2 separate regions of the Homo sapiens genome follow, and region 1 is linked to region 2. A link is an interaction called in ENCODE POLR2A ChIA-PET data of the cell type or tissue named here. Cell type or tissue: GM12878. All regions are shown on one strand. Links, peaks and the distances in the headings refer to the core of each region. The heading gives the core; the rest is flanking DNA. Region 1 has its middle 3.5 kb from the start of MIR492. Region 2 overlaps PLXNC1 (plexin C1).

Evidence for each region. Peaks named below come from ENCODE experiments on the same cell type or tissue, not always from the same donor. Only the 100,000 strongest peaks of a DNase experiment are listed, where the experiment ranks them.
Region 1: POLR2A ChIA-PET joins it to region 2 with 9 read pairs; 2 of 35 experiments call an interaction of 5 or more read pairs at or near these places.

The regions. Positions count from the first base shown.
Region 1 is chr12:94,829,421-94,832,338 of GRCh38, forward strand. No RefSeq gene overlaps it. Among named protein-coding and RNA genes, the nearest start is that of MIR492, 3.5 kb to the right of the region's middle. RefSeq lists enhancers at 1,579-1,628, 1,779-1,988, 1,999-2,208. In GM12878, for the core only: no CTCF peak of the experiment used is centred there; a DNase peak (open chromatin) is centred at 1,821; H3K4me3 peaks cover 2,116 bases; H3K27ac peaks cover 2,500 bases.
Region 2 is chr12:94,206,673-94,209,590 of GRCh38, forward strand. PLXNC1 (plexin C1) reads left to right here. Exons shown (of 31, transcript NM_005761.3): 5 at 2,918. Among named protein-coding and RNA genes, the nearest start is that of PLXNC1-AS1, 32 kb to the left of the region's middle. RefSeq lists enhancers at 1,057-1,126, 1,777-2,036. In GM12878, for the core only: a CTCF peak has its summit at 2,001; DNase peaks (open chromatin) are centred at 1,429 and 1,649; H3K4me3 peaks cover 2,314 bases; H3K27ac peaks cover 2,500 bases.

The DNA.
Region 1 (2,918 bases), core at 281-2,780, 620 kb after region 2:
ATGAGTTAACAAGATGTTGTATATCCATATAATGAGATACTCAGCAACAAAAAGGAACTACCAATGTACATTACAACAGTGAAAAGGGTCAAAAACATGCTAAGGGAGAAAAAGCCCGTCACAAAACCCTATATTAAATCATTCCACTTATATGAAATTTCTAGCAAAAGCAAATGTATGAAGATAGAAAGTGGATTAGTGGTTGCCCAGGACTGGGGGTGGGAGAAGAGACTAACTGCAAGTGGGCACAAGGCCACCTTGTGCTGTAATGGGCATGTTCTATAAACATGGATTACGGAGATGATTGCACAACTCTACAAATTCACTAAAAATCAATGTATTTACAATGGATGGACTTTAGATATGTAAATTATACCTCAGTAAAGTTATGGGCTCAGTTCAGAGGGCAGATCTTCCAGTCATATTCATGATGAGTCACAGGCAATCCAAAGATAGAAACAAAATGGAGAGAAAGAATACATTTCCTTCTTCTTCAATTTTATTTATCAAAAGCACTTTCTTCAGGTATCTCAAAATTTAAAGCTATAAGCCAGGCACGATGGTGCACACCTGTAGTCCCAGCTACTCTGGAGGCCAAGGCAGGAAAAACGCTTGAGCCCAGGAGTTTGAGATCAGCCTGGGAAACATAGCAAGACTCTATCTCTCTTTATTATTTTTTTAATTAAAGCTAAAATACCCAGATCTCTTTTTTTAATTATTATTAATTTCTGAGACAGAGTGTTGCTCTGTCATCCAGGCTGGAATGCAGTGGCACAATCTCAGCTCACTGCAACCTCCGACTCCTGGGTTCAAGCAATTCTCCTGCCTCAGCCTCCGAAGTAGTTGGGATTACAGGCGCCTGCCACCATGCCCAGCTAATTTTTGCATTTTTAGTAGAGACAGGGTTTCATCATGTTGGCCAGGCTGGTCTCAAACTCCTGACCTGAAACGATCCACTCACCTTGGCCCAAAGTGCTGCAATTACAGGCATGAGCCACCATGCCCGGCCCCACATCTGTTAAAATATGATTTTGCAGGCAGTTTGCCTGGAGGTTAAGGGTTGGAACTGTGGACTCAATCTGTGTGTAAAACCCAGCACTCCTACTTACTAGCTGACTTTAGCATGTTACTTAGACTGAGTTTCAGTTTCTTGTTCTGATACAAAAAATTAATACATACTACAGAGTTGTTTTAAACTAGCACACTATCTATTAACAGCACATGGTAAATACTCAACAAATGCCGATGTTATTTTTTTATTATCAACACATCATCATTACCATCACTATGACTGTAGTTTCCTTGGGAGACTTGAAAACTTGACTGATATGTGTATGTTCCTAATGTACATTTAGTGCTTCATCACTGCTATATTCAATTTAATTGACTGCCCAAACATAACCATGTTCCCTTATAACCCTCATTCCTTATCTTAGGGACCTTATACTTTGAAATAAAATCCCTGGATCATTTCACTAACAGAACAAAAGCTGTGCTATTCCCTGGCTAAAGCAAGATATTTTCCAATTCAACCATAGGAAAAAAACATTTTTAAAAGGTGCAGTTTTTGTTTGTTTCTAGGATAGGAGAACTGGACAAAGAAAAAATGTCAGCATCTCCTCAGAGAAGCCTGGCAAACAGGGGAAATAACACTAAACAAAGAAAGCCATGTGCAGAGGACCTGGCACAGGAACACAATTGCCAGGCCTTGCACCCGAGAATCACCAACACCTGCAGAGTAAAGCAACGGGCCACGTACAGTGCTGACTGCTTCCTGGGTGACAGCTGAAACCCAGCCAAGTTCAAAAACCCCTCATTGTGGGTGTGTGTTTTTGCTTTGTAACATCTATATGAAAAGGGAAGGGAAACTGCATGGGGTAAACTTTCTATTTTGTAAGACAAGCGTCTTCTTGTTCTCTTTTTCTTTTTCTGGTCAGTGAGTGGAAGGACAGAACCCTGGAAAAATACCTGTGCACCAAGCAAGACAACCCCATCACTGATGTCAGGAAAAGCAGAGCAGTCACCTCTGGCTTGCCCAGCCCACCTCACTCGCCCACCAGCACACACTGCGACTAAAGAACCCCACTTTAGCTGACTGGAGCATTCTTCCAGCCACACACCTCAAAGATCATCTGGGAAGAGATACCACAACACGGCAGGGGGCCGGGTGCCTGTGCCAGGGAGGGACACATGCTCTTCACTCCCCACACTTGCTGGTGAGCCACAGAAGCCCTGTGACCTCAGCACACTCAAGGGAAATATGTCATGGGGCTTACCCTTCATGAGGACCGCTCTAACTTAGCATCCAAGAAAACCTCACAGCCCCTGTGGGGACTTCTCCTGGGCACCACCTAGCTCCTGCCTTAGTAAAGTGTGGAGAAAACCAACTTCCTCACAGAAATGTCTTTTAGAGCCAAATGTAAGTGTCCCTGAAATCAAGTAGACAATGATATTCCTATCATTCTGGGCCTGTCCTTGAAAGTTGTCTCTGTTGTTTTCTTTCCACTAGAAAGTCATAGACCCTGAGACCCAAAAAGGCCCACAGGGATCTAGAGAGGTGAAATAACTTACTAAAGGCCACAGAGGATGGAAGTGGCCAGGCCAAGACTAACACCCAGCTTTATCCACAAAATCTGGAAAATGCTATCAGGCTATCTTCGACCCAGAAAAGAAGCGCTCACAAGAAGAATATCAAGGGAGGCTAGTCCAGACTCTGCAGCTAGTGTCAAAGTTCAAATCCAGTTCTGTCCCTTACTAGGGCACGTAACCTGGGCAATTTCCTTAACTTCTGTTTTCTCTTCCATTAATAAGAGGATAATAACAGCATCAACATTACAGAGCACTCCAAGCATGAATGTATCAATACCGAGAGTTTCTATATGACTGATCATCCTCCTCCTCCTCATCATCATCCTAAA
Region 2 (2,918 bases), core at 112-2,611:
GTAGAGGATGGAGCAAAAGTAATAGTAAGTCAAGAAAGCAAATATATCTCTACCAGTTTCCCTAGAATATGTCCATTCTTATCCAAATCCAATTTTCCTCCTATTCTTGGCCTGAAGAAATTGAAATGAAGCCATTAAGATATCAGCCTATCTGAGAGTGCATCACTGAAGAATCAGCCTCACTAAGAGTCCTGTGTGACAATGAGATTTTAATTTAATTAGGGCAGTGGCTCAAGTGTTTATGCACTTGACCGTTGCTCTTGTTGATACGCAGGAATTAGAGTGATAGCTTTCAAAAGGAATTATTTCAGAGTAACTAGCTTTGTTTACTAAAATATGGGAGCTATAAGATCTGCTCTGTAAGAAATGTAAATGTATGAGTAATATGCTGTCATGAAGATTTTATAATCTGCAGTATTTGAGAAGTAATAAGATACTGTTGTTGGCTGGCCATCTGGTTATACATACTTGGTGTCATGGTTTGCTTTTTATTTTTTCATTTTTTATTTGTACTGGTGAGAGGCAAAGAATAGGAGTTCAGAGGTGGTGGGTTGTTTTTTTATATATATATAAAAACAAGGAATTTATGTTTAGTTGCTTAACATGGTTAGATTTTGTTTTTGCCTTATGCAGAATAAAAAATGAAAGGTTCATTTTATACTTTCTTTTCCCTTTTTTTTTCAAAAAGTAAAATGGAAACCTCACCCCCAATTTGTCCCCAGATTTAAACTTTTTGCTTGTTTTAAAAATAGTCTCTTTGGCATGAGGAGGAGTCAGACATGAATTAAAACTCTAGAAAGAAAAATCAGCAACAGAAAAGACCTATAGAGATTTCATATTTCATCCTTTCATTCAAAAATATTTATTGAAACCCTAGTATTTGCATATCATGCTGCCAGACACTGAGGGATTTGCTAAAGAAATATTAAAGACCTTCTCCCTTCTTTGAGGAGCTTAGAGCTTACTTGGGGAGAACTGAGATAGACTTATGAAATAGTTAAGTTGTAATTCGAGGCAGCATATGATTAAATACCGAAATATGTACTTCTGACAAGAAATGCTATAGGAGTTCAGAAAAGGGAGTGATAACTCAGTGGCACTACTGTTTTCTGCCTACAAATTGGCAAATTGTAGCACTATTTGTATGAAATATTTTACACTTGTTTTTTTGGCAGCCTTAGGCTTTGACTCCCAGGCAGCATTAAGAGCCAACAAAAATATTTGTACTCCAGTCTCTTCGGAATTGGCTTATTTTTTTTTTTCTTATAGGCAGAGGAAGTGCCTTACACAAACCGGAGTGCCCATGAGAGGCAGGGAGTTTTTGACAGTCATGATCTATTTCAGATACAACCGAAAGAACCAGCTTCGTCATTCTGTTTTTCAATCCAGCAGTGCTTGTCTCTCCGTTGCAAACTCTCTCTGACATTGACAGGCGGTTTAATTTGAACTTAATGTCTTTGACGGATGAGCTAGCCATCAAGGGTCAGATAAATTTATGGCTTTGGAGAATTGCCGATGAAAATCCCCATGGTTATAATGTTGGAGAAGAAACTGACACAGATGTAGTGGGAGGTGGAACACAGATGTGCTTATTGGGAGCAGGGTTCCCCAAATGTCAGAAGCCGGTGACATGCTAAAGGTATTGTGCTTGGGGATGACGTTTAGTGAAACTCACTGACTTCCTGTTCTATTTTTGCCATATTCAAATTAACACAGAGCTCAAAGATGAAGCCATGAGGCCTAAATTCTTAAGAATTGAAAGAGAGAGAGAGTAGAGAAAGGAGAAAAAATAAAACCTTTAGGAAGCCAAATACACTGTTTGGGCCCATCCATTCCTCATTCCGCTCGGATCCCCTCCGGGACTCCCCGTAGCTGAATGTGGTCATCATTTGGTTGCTTTTCAATCTCATGATTCATGTGTTTTCAGTTTCTTTTAAAAATTCACCATCACTGGTTTACCACCCCTGCATTTTAATCTTCAGCCTTGAGGAGGTGTAGTACTAGAAATATTTCGTTCTTTCCTTGATGCTATTCAATGGAATATCTGTGGAGTCCAACACCCTTTGGCGATAACGTGCTGTTGGTATTTGTTCTTCTTGCCAGGTTGGTGCCCCGTCTGGTGAGGCAAGGGTTCCCAAGTTAGTGTGACCTAGAGTGACTGACACATCAAGCAAGCCAGTGATCTCACCACTCAGCTTCTGAGCATCTCTTTATCAAAGTAGTTGGCCCTGGCCACAGCTTAAGACTTATCTGGGTCAGCCTCTGAGCTGGCTGACTTGGGAAAATGGCCCTGGAAAAATGTTTCACCTATATCTTTTGATATAATTTGGTATCTGTCTAAATAAATGGTATGTAGCAGATGGTTATGGAATGTCTTATCAAATTCTTAGGCAGACTCTGCCCTTGAAATTTTTCTATTTAATTATCATACTGCAAAGCACAAAATAGTAACTTTGTTATTATTTTTAAACAAAATCAAGTTACACAATAGGTTGATATTCTGAGAATGAATAGCAAACCTAAAATTTATACAATATGTGAACTCTTCCTTGAGCTGTTCTTTGCTAGGCATTTCTAAAAGGGAGCTCCCTATTTCAGAATCCATGGGAGGATGTGTTTCAGATATATTTGGCGATGTCATCTTGAGAGATGGCTCAGGAGTCGAAGTTCACCATGTTGTCTACATTTGTTCTTTGCTCCTAGACATGATGGAAAAAAATGCTCTGCTGTTTTCTTGTTGCTTTTCATGGTTTTAGCATCATGTTCCTATTCTCGCTCAAATCAATAATCCACTGTACAAGGTCTGGCATTTTGTACTGAAGCCAAGTATAAGAAAGTTTTAACTAATGCACGTATGGGGTCGCTGTTTTAACTAACACACGTATGGGGTCGCTGTTTTGTTGCCTCGTTTTTTTAGG